Regions from separate parts of the Homo sapiens genome. Here region 1 is linked to region 2. A link is an interaction called in ENCODE POLR2A ChIA-PET data of the cell type or tissue named here. Cell type or tissue: Panc1. All regions are shown on one strand. Links, peaks and the distances in the headings refer to the core of each region. The heading gives the core; the rest is flanking DNA. Region 1 has its middle 27 kb from the start of LCE5A. Region 2 holds the start of LOC105371442 (a long non-coding RNA gene).

Region 1 (4,397 bases), core at 246-4,245, 450 kb before region 2:
GTAGGAAAATTGGACTATAAGTACTGCCTTGGTGGTTAGGCATTTTCAGAGGTTGAGTGTGTGTGACTAAGATGTACCTTAGATACAAAGCGAGTGCAGAGTCCCAATTGTCCCATGAGGAAACAGCTGGAGACAAACGAAGCAATTCTTGAGGTGTCGAAGAAACTTCCAGTGTGGGGGCTGAGTACACAGGAAAAAGCTCAGACACAGAGACTAACCAAAAACGGGAAATAAGAATTCTAGGCTTAGGAAACAAAGGAAAAAGGAAACTAAAGAGACCCCCCTCTAAAATTCCCCCAGATAATCCATTGGGGAAAATGCTGCAGGTTTGGAGGGATAACCCTCGAACCAGGGACAAGGAAAAGCAAAAGATAATAAATATTGCTGTTTTATCTGGCCCAAAGAGCCCGTTAATCAGCCTCAGTCTTTTGGCCTAAGTTTGGCTCAGATGAGGACTGGGTGTGCCAAACTTAATTCTCTATGTAAATACCAAAACTCCAACCTCACAAGAGGAGGTGGGTTATGCTTTTTGTTGGATTAGTGAATTAACCCCCATGATCCCCCTTAAAGAAAAAAAAAGAGCATAATAAAGGGCCTTTGCCCAGTGAAATCCCTGGCATCCCCTAACATGCTTTCCCCCTGCCCCATACATCTCACAAAGTAGAGGACAGGGAGATCAGGAGGCAACAGGAAGGCAAGAGGAAGAGGAATCTGGGGGTCATAAAGGAGCTAAACCCAATGCTCTCTTAAATCCTTATCCAAATTTAAGGAAAAAAATTAGAACAATGTTTTAAAAAATTTGAGAATTTACCTATTCCTTCTAAACAGCAGGTGTCTAACATGTACCCTCTTAGAGACTTCCCTATGGGACAGGAAGAAGTTGGATTTGTGGGTGTGCCTCTAACAAGTACTGAGGTTAGGAATTTTAAAAAGGAAATAAGGCCACCATAAAAAAATCCCCTAGATTTAGCAGAGCAGGTAGTTCAATTTTTAGGACCAATTTTTATACTTGGGCTGAAATGATGTCAATTGTAAATATTCTGTTTGCTGGGAAAGGGAGGAAGAGAAAAAATAAGAAGGTAAATTGGAAAGAGAAAGGGGAGGAAACAGCAAAGGTAGAGGACCAGAGAGAGACAGAAAGAGGAAGAAACTGAGTGTAAGGGAGAAAGGAAACAGGGGATGACAGAGAAAGCAATAGAAAAAGGAAATAAGTGAGAGAGAGACAGGAAAAGACAGATCAAAGACACAGATGGTGAGACTGGGGAGAAAGATAATGTAAAAGGAAGAACAAGTATAAAAGAAAGAAAGAGAAAGAGAGAGAGGCCATAAAGGACAGGAGACAGAGACAAAAGTGCAAGTAAGCAGTAGCGGCCACAGCTCTGCTGGTAGAGGAAATTCAAAAGTTGACCTTCAGCGGGGCCCTGGTAGTAAGCACCCCACATCAGGTCTGGAATGTATTAAACCAAAAAGCTGGAAGATGGTTAACTAATTCCCAGATTTTAAAATATAAATTCATATTACTACTACTACTAATAATAATAATAATAATAATTTGGTCTTAACAATAGATAAATCCAATAGATTTAACAATAGATACTTGCTTGAATCCAGCCAGTTTCTTATAGAAAGGAGACGAGAATGAGGAGGCATCAAACCGTAACTGTTTAAATATCATAGACTATCAAACTAAAGTTAAACCAGACCTTAGAGAAACTCCAGTACATGATGGGACAAGGCTGTTTGTGAATGGGTCATCCCAAGTAATACACAGCAAAAGACATAATGGCTATGCTGTCATTGATAGAAACAAACAATCCTTATGTGAAAAAGGTAAACCAATAACTGGTCAACCCAAACCTGTGAATTATATGCTCTTAACCAGGTCCTAAACCTCCTAGAAGGTCAAAAATGCACTATATATACTAATTCCAAATATGCCTATAGAGTAGTACACATCTTTGGAAAGATCTGGACAAAGTGGGGCCTAATAAATAGCGCTGGGAAAAAATTAGTACATGGGGAACTGGTCAAACAAGTTTTAAAAAGCCTCTTGCTTCCAGTAGCCATAGTTCACGTAAATGACCATCAGAAAGGAAACACTATAGAAGCTATAAAGAATGGGCTTGCAGATAAAGCTGCTAAGCAAGCCTCCCTGAAGAAAGAAGTTAGACTGTGTAGCCTAATACCAGATATCCCTAATGTGGTATTAAGACCCCAGTTTTCTAAAGAGGAGGAGAAAGAGCTGGGTAAGATAGGGGCCACTCAAACTGGGGATGGAAGGTGAGTGCTCCCTGACAGGAGAGTAATAATAAGCAAATCCATAATTAGAGAACCGATGTCATACTGCATAAGGGAAGTCATTGGGGAAAGTCTTGTGTAATGCAATACACAAGAATTATGGGTGTATAGAGATTTATACACTTGCTAAACAAGTGTGTGAGGGTTGTGTGACCTGCCAGAGAATAAACAAAAAGGTAGTTAAAAAAAAAAAAAAAAAAAAACGACTACTGGAAGAAGACCTCCTAGGTTAAGGCCATTTCAAAGCACTCAAGTAAATTTTACAGAAATGCCCAAAATAGAGAGACTAAAGTATCTGCTGGTAATAGTAGACCACCTCTCCAGCTGGGTGAAGGCCTTCCCCCTCCCAACTGCCACAGCCAGGAATGTGGTCAAAATAATCTTAAAACAAATTATACCCAGATTTGGCCTGGTAAAAAAAAATATTAATTCTGATAATGGAAGCCACTTTAACTCAAGGGTGCTAAGGAGAATTATGGAAGGTTTGCACATTAGATGGGATTACCACACCCCTTGGCATCCCCCCTCCTCTGGAAAGGTAGAGAAAATAAATCAAACTCTCAAAAAGCACGTTACCAAACTAATCTTAAAAACTAAAATGCTTTGGACCAAATGTCTCCCAATGATACTCCTTGGGATTAGGACAACCCCAAGAAAAGACTTAGGATTGTCCCCCTCTGAGTTATTGTATGGACTCTCATATTTAAACAAGGCTACAAAGCTTCCTACTATGGAAACCAAAGACCAATTTTTAAAAAATCATATACTGGCCATATCCTCTACCCTGTCATCTCTTAGGTTAAAAGGACTTCTGACTCAAACTCCACCCCTGAGTTCACGGTTCACCACTTCCAGCCTGGCTACTTGGTGCTGATTAAAACTTGGAAGGAAGACAAGCTCCACCCAAGCTGGGAAGGTCCCTGTCAAGTGCTCCTGACCACCGAAAAAGCCATGGAAACAGCTGAACGAGGGCGGACTCATTACACTTGGGTCAAGGGACCAGTAAAAAAAAAATGTAAGGAAGGGTAAAAGGGAAAAGGGCAAATGGGAAGTGTATAAATCGCCTAAGGAACCCTTAAAGCTAACTCTAAGGAAAACCTAGAAGAGAGCTATAAGCGGGCCCTGTCATTGGGGATGGTTATGGTTAGGATTAATCCTAACACAAAGGGTAAAAGGAAACCCGAGTATTGAATGGAGCCCAGTACTAGGGGTGGAAAGTAGGGAACATCCAATCAAACTAATAGTCAACATAACTCAGACTTTCACCCCGCAAGCTGTAAAATTTAATGCCTGCCAAGTTTTACCTTGAAGGACTTTAGGACACCAAAGACAGTTGTCACAGGCAAACAAATATCTATGACCTAAAACAAACCATTATTGGGCCCTCTCAGAAAAGCCCTACACTAGCTGAAATCAGTCTGGTAGACCAGTTAATACCAAGGCTGAGTAAGTCATTCTTCCAAAAACAAAGCCTTAAGGGGTAAAATACATTTATATAAGGGCCCCACACAACCTAACTGTGAAAATTTAAAATCCAATCATATATTAATCACAATAAACAACCCAGCTACTCTAGACCAGGAACCTTGGAAGTATGGATTAGGAGTAAATATCTCAGGAAGGGACCTCGTGGGATGGTTAGCTCTCAGGCTAATCACCAACTCATCCTGGAGCTCACTCAAAGTTACTATAACTTCTGGTCCCACCATTTCCTTTAACCCACCAGGCAATAACTCTAATAGAGTAAAAAATAATAATAATTGAAATAACTGACCTAAGGCAGACTTTAAAAATTAAGACCGGATATGAGGATGTAAATGCCTGGGTTGTATCCCCATAGGGATACAAGGCCACCAGCCCTCCAGGGTCCTCAGAAACCCCAAATATTAGATGCAGATCTAAGATTTTTAGTCCTTCCCCAGGCTCTTTTTCCCTACTTCAAGAGGCCAAATGCCCTGGAGAGGAAATCACATGAGGAATGTGTTTAAGAAAAGAGTAAGCACTGTGAACTTCGCACAGGTTGGAGGAGGGTAGGTGGGGTCCGTAAAAGAAGCCTGCAGGCATCCAGGAGGGACAGATGATAATGAGGAAAAGGAAAA
Region 2 (4,397 bases), core at 160-4,159:
TGAACACATGATCCCACTGTTGGGTTGGTGCCCAAGTGTGTGGGCTATTAGAATTATCCATAGGCCTTGGACATTCATCGTTCTACGGCCACAAGTCAACATTTTTTTTTAAGAGAGAGAGAATGGAGAGATGGTAAAATGGGTCAGTTAAGAATCTGAAATAAGGCAATGAAGCGGGAAGGGAGGGGAAGAGTATGTAAGAGGTAAAACCCAAGAGATGATGATTATCTGAATGTAGTGGTGAGAAAGAGAAGCCTAGGATTATTCCCAGCTTCCCAGCATGGACAATTGGTTGGATGATGATACAATTCACTGAAATCAGGAATGAAGCAAGGGGGTTAAGCTTTAGGAGCAAAATATAGAGTCTGGTTTAAAACACATTATATTTGGCCAGGCGCGGTGGCTCACATCTGTAATCCCAGCACTTTGGGAGGCCGAGGTGGGAGGATCACTTGAAGTCAGGAGTTTGAAACCAGCCTAGCCAATATGGTGAAACCCTGTCTCTACTAAAAATACAAAAATGAGTCACACGTGGTGGCGCATGTCTGTAATCCCAGCTACTTGGGAGGCTGAGGCAGGAGAATCGCTTGAACCCAGGAATCAGAGGTTGCAGTGAGCCAAGATCATGCCATTGCACTCCAGCCTGGGCATCGCAATGAGACTCTGTCTCAAATAAATAAATAAATAAATAAATAAACCAACCATGTTGTATTTGAGATGTGTTCCTTGTGTGTGCCTATTCCTTGTTTTTGCAGCATCCATCTCCCCTTCTTCCTCAATCAAGCCCTGCTCTGCACTCCCCATCTCTTGGTGTTCTTAGTTTAGGTAGGGTTCTTCCCCAGTTCCAAGATTCAAGGACACACCTGTGCCGAAGCTAATGAGTGCCCCGCATTCCTTTGGACACAGTGATTGGCCTAGGGTGGTCAACGTGATCTAAGCTGTTCAAAATAAAGGGAATCTCAGTACCTTTGCTGAAAATTCTGGGATAAAGGCAATTGCTTATTCCTCCTTCTCGGTGGATTCTAACCTGAGAGTTTGTAGCCTTAGACAGGCCAATAGCCATCTCAAGACAACAGGGAAGGGATCTGAGAGTGGAGCCAATGTTGGAGAAACAGAGCCAAGAAATTTTAAAAAGATACCAGCTCCTAGTGCTATGCTAAGACCCTTGACCCACAGAAACTGTGAGACAGTGAAATTGTGTTGAGTAATTAAGTTTGTGGTAATTTGTTACACAATAATAGATAGCTAACACACAGTTGTAATTCTTAAAATACATTCCCACTGATTCCCTAACAATTCGTGTATGAATGTTATATTCCTTTACATTTTTAATCGTCTTAAATTTATACTCTTCCTTAAAGGATTATCTGCTCTCTGCTACCAAAAAAGTGAAACAAAAGACTCCTCAACACTTCCACACCCTCGAGTTGCTGCCTTAGATATTTCCCTTTGGTCAGAATTATTGCTTTTTTGTATGTGTCTACACCAAAGGCTTCTATTTCCTTTATTACCACTCAATCCTGAACCCCTTGAGTTCTAACACTTGCCCTCAGCATTCTACTGAAACTTCTCCCCTACTAGTCACTGGCCCAGCAGGCTTTGTTCATCCTTCCTGACGATTGCATCATGCAATGCATATTTGAGTCTCTATAATGTTCCAGACACTGTGCCGGGGGGGCAAAGCGAAAAGAATACGAACATCAGGAAACTGCCGCAGTATCCAGATCAGAGGAGGTGGTGGCCTGGACAGTGGGTGGTTGGGGATGGATTCAAGGGATATTTGGGTGGAGCATCAAATGGGCTTGGGGATTTGGTTGGATATGAGTCATGAGAGAAAAAAGTCTGATGCCCAAAGGCAGGAGGAATGGAAGGAAGCATCCAGCATGGAGAAAGATGAAAGCCAGAAGACTCAGCAAGCCAGCTTCTTCGGCCTGCTTTGTTCTAGCCACGCTGGCAGCCGATTGGATGATGCCAACCAACACTGAGGGTGGGTCTTCCTCTCCCAGTCTACTGACTCAAATGTGAATGTCCTCTGGCAACACCCTCATGGTCACATCCAGAAACAATACTTTACCAGCTATCTCGGCATCCTTCAATCCAATCAAGTTGACACCTAATATTAACCGTCACACCACCCCATCTCCCTAATGTGGGCACATTCCCCGGCCCTCATCTCTCTCTTTCTCTCTCTCTCTCTACTTCTCAAGCTAGATCTTCTCTCCAAACTCAAATTGTGAATGCCCACTGGGCATTACCAACAAGACCAATACAAAATGCCCTCACTGGGCTCATTATCTCCTCCCCAAACCAACCCTTCCTGCTAGTGTCTCTCTCTACCACTCACTTTGCTTATAGGAAGTACTCCATAGGGGTTTGTTGATCTGAATCTTGAGTTAGAAGCTTGGTACCAATTAGATCTTACTTATCAAAACCTAAGGGCCCAAGCAAGCAAAGGCTTTCTGGTTAGTTCCCTTTAGCCTGGTGTCTTAAAGCCATGGCCAGTGATTTCTTTCTTTTTTTTTTTTTTTTTTTTTTTCCGAGATGGAGTCTCGCTCTGTCACCCAGGCTGGAGTGCAGTGGTATAATCTCAGGTCACTGCAACCTCTGCCTCCCGGATTCAAGCATTTCTCCTGCCTCAGCCTCCCGAGTAGCTGGGATTACAGGCATGCGCCACCATGCCCGACTAATTTTTGTATTCTTAATAGAGACGGGGTTTCACCTTGTTGCCCAGGCTGGTCTCGAACTCTTGACCTCGTGATCCGCCCTTCTTGGCCTCCCAAAGTTCTGGAATTACAGGCATGAGCCACCGTGCCCGGCCCGATTTCTTGGTAAAGTAGCAAATAGACCAGTAGGGTGCCTGATATTTTTCCATCTCTTCCCTAGCTCACTGTTTTTTGGGGATAGTGACACTTTTTAAAAAAAAATACAGGGTGCACCTGCTAAAGGAATAATATGGAGACTTAATGACTACTGATTTTTTCCTTCTTGTGCCACTAATGAATTAAGGGACACATCTGAGAGGTAGCTACAATTGTACTAAAATCCACTGTGAGTGTGATTTATGCAAGAAAGATAATATAGCAAAATTTTGATAAATATACATGTTTTAAGTTAAAGCAAATATTTTAAATATCCTTTTTATAAATATCCATTTTCACCAATTTTTTTAAGTTAGCCAAACCAACTACAGGTCCCTACCCTTTAGAAAAGAGGACCTCTACCATTTTGCAATAAACTCTCTTAAGCTTCTCCCTGTCCAGTTGGACCTCTTCCATCCCTTTCTCCACCGTGTGATCAAAGAGAGTTTTTAAAGGCAAATGTTCTGGTATCGCTCCCATGTGTAAAACCAGGCATTGGACCTTCTGAATATACAGGATTCCCTGGAGCACTCAAGAGCCTTTGTGGTCTGCTCCCTGCCCACCTTGCCAACCAAGGCTAGAACTGATGTCACAGTGATGTGCCTCTTTGCTTTGACACACGCTCTTCTTGCTGCCCTGAAAGGCCTTGGCCGCCTTTCCACCTGTTTCTACTTGCCCTGTAGAGCAGTGTAAGTATCATCTCCCCAAGAAGGCCTTTCCTAAGACCCCTATCCAAAGCTGATTTTAATGCTCTTATTCTATGCTCCAGAGCACTCCATTCTTGCCTCTATCATAGCACTTGCCACTCTACTTACAGTGTTCTTACTTGTCTGTCTTTTCTAACTTGACTTTGAGCTCAAGAACAGAGACCTAATTAAAGGCATCTTTGTATTGCTAGGACTTAATGTGGTACCCAGCATATAGTAGCAAAAAAAAATTGTTGAATGAAAAAAATATATGATACATGAATAAGCGATAAGAGAATGCTATACCAGATGTGGGACATACCATGTATATCAGTCTGGGTTCCCACAGGAAACACATGCACACTCAAACGGGTCACTGAAGAGAATTTAAGGAATGCACTATTTATGAAGATGTAAGAGATAAGATAAATAACAAGAGATGGCAAAGCACCAGGACTAGCAAAATTAGGATGCTGTTCCCACCTCTCAGCCTGACTGGCAAGGGAGAAATTATTGGAATTCAAGAGCCATATAGCCCAGGAAGAGGGGCCACTCACGGATGCTGTGGCCTTAGATGTAGAAATACAGCCACTGTCAAACCACAGCCTGGCAGGAGGGACCCCGGGGAATAAATATTGATTTCTCTCTCTTCCCACCTTCTGATCGCCTGCAAGTGCCTCCTGTTGGTCCACCCTACTGGAAGTCTGAGCTGGGCAGAGAAGCACCAAAAGTGGAGCTGGAGGAGCAAACAGAATATCCAGCACACTGCAGAAAGCTGAGATTGGTATTCTTCTACCGCATGGCTACTCCTGCCACCAAGGGGAACACAGAGTAAAGTGACAACACTAATTCA

Evidence for each region. Peaks named below come from ENCODE experiments on the same cell type or tissue, not always from the same donor. Only the 100,000 strongest peaks of a DNase experiment are listed, where the experiment ranks them.
Region 1: POLR2A ChIA-PET joins it to region 2 with 22 read pairs; 2 of 35 experiments call an interaction of 5 or more read pairs at or near these places.

Annotation. Positions count from the first base shown.
Region 1 is chr1:152,481,242-152,485,638 of GRCh38, reverse strand. No RefSeq gene overlaps it. Among named protein-coding and RNA genes, the nearest start is that of LCE5A, 27 kb to the left of the region's middle. In Panc1, for the core only: no CTCF peak of the experiment used is centred there; no DNase peak of the experiment used is centred there; H3K27me3 peaks cover 311 bases.
Region 2 is chr1:152,026,641-152,031,037 of GRCh38, reverse strand. It overlaps LOC105371442 (a long non-coding RNA gene), which reads left to right and starts at 3,450. Exons shown (of 3, transcript XR_001738235.2): 1 at 3,450-3,547; 2 at 4,219-4,397. In Panc1, for the core only: no CTCF peak of the experiment used is centred there; no DNase peak of the experiment used is centred there; H3K27ac peaks cover 1,562 bases.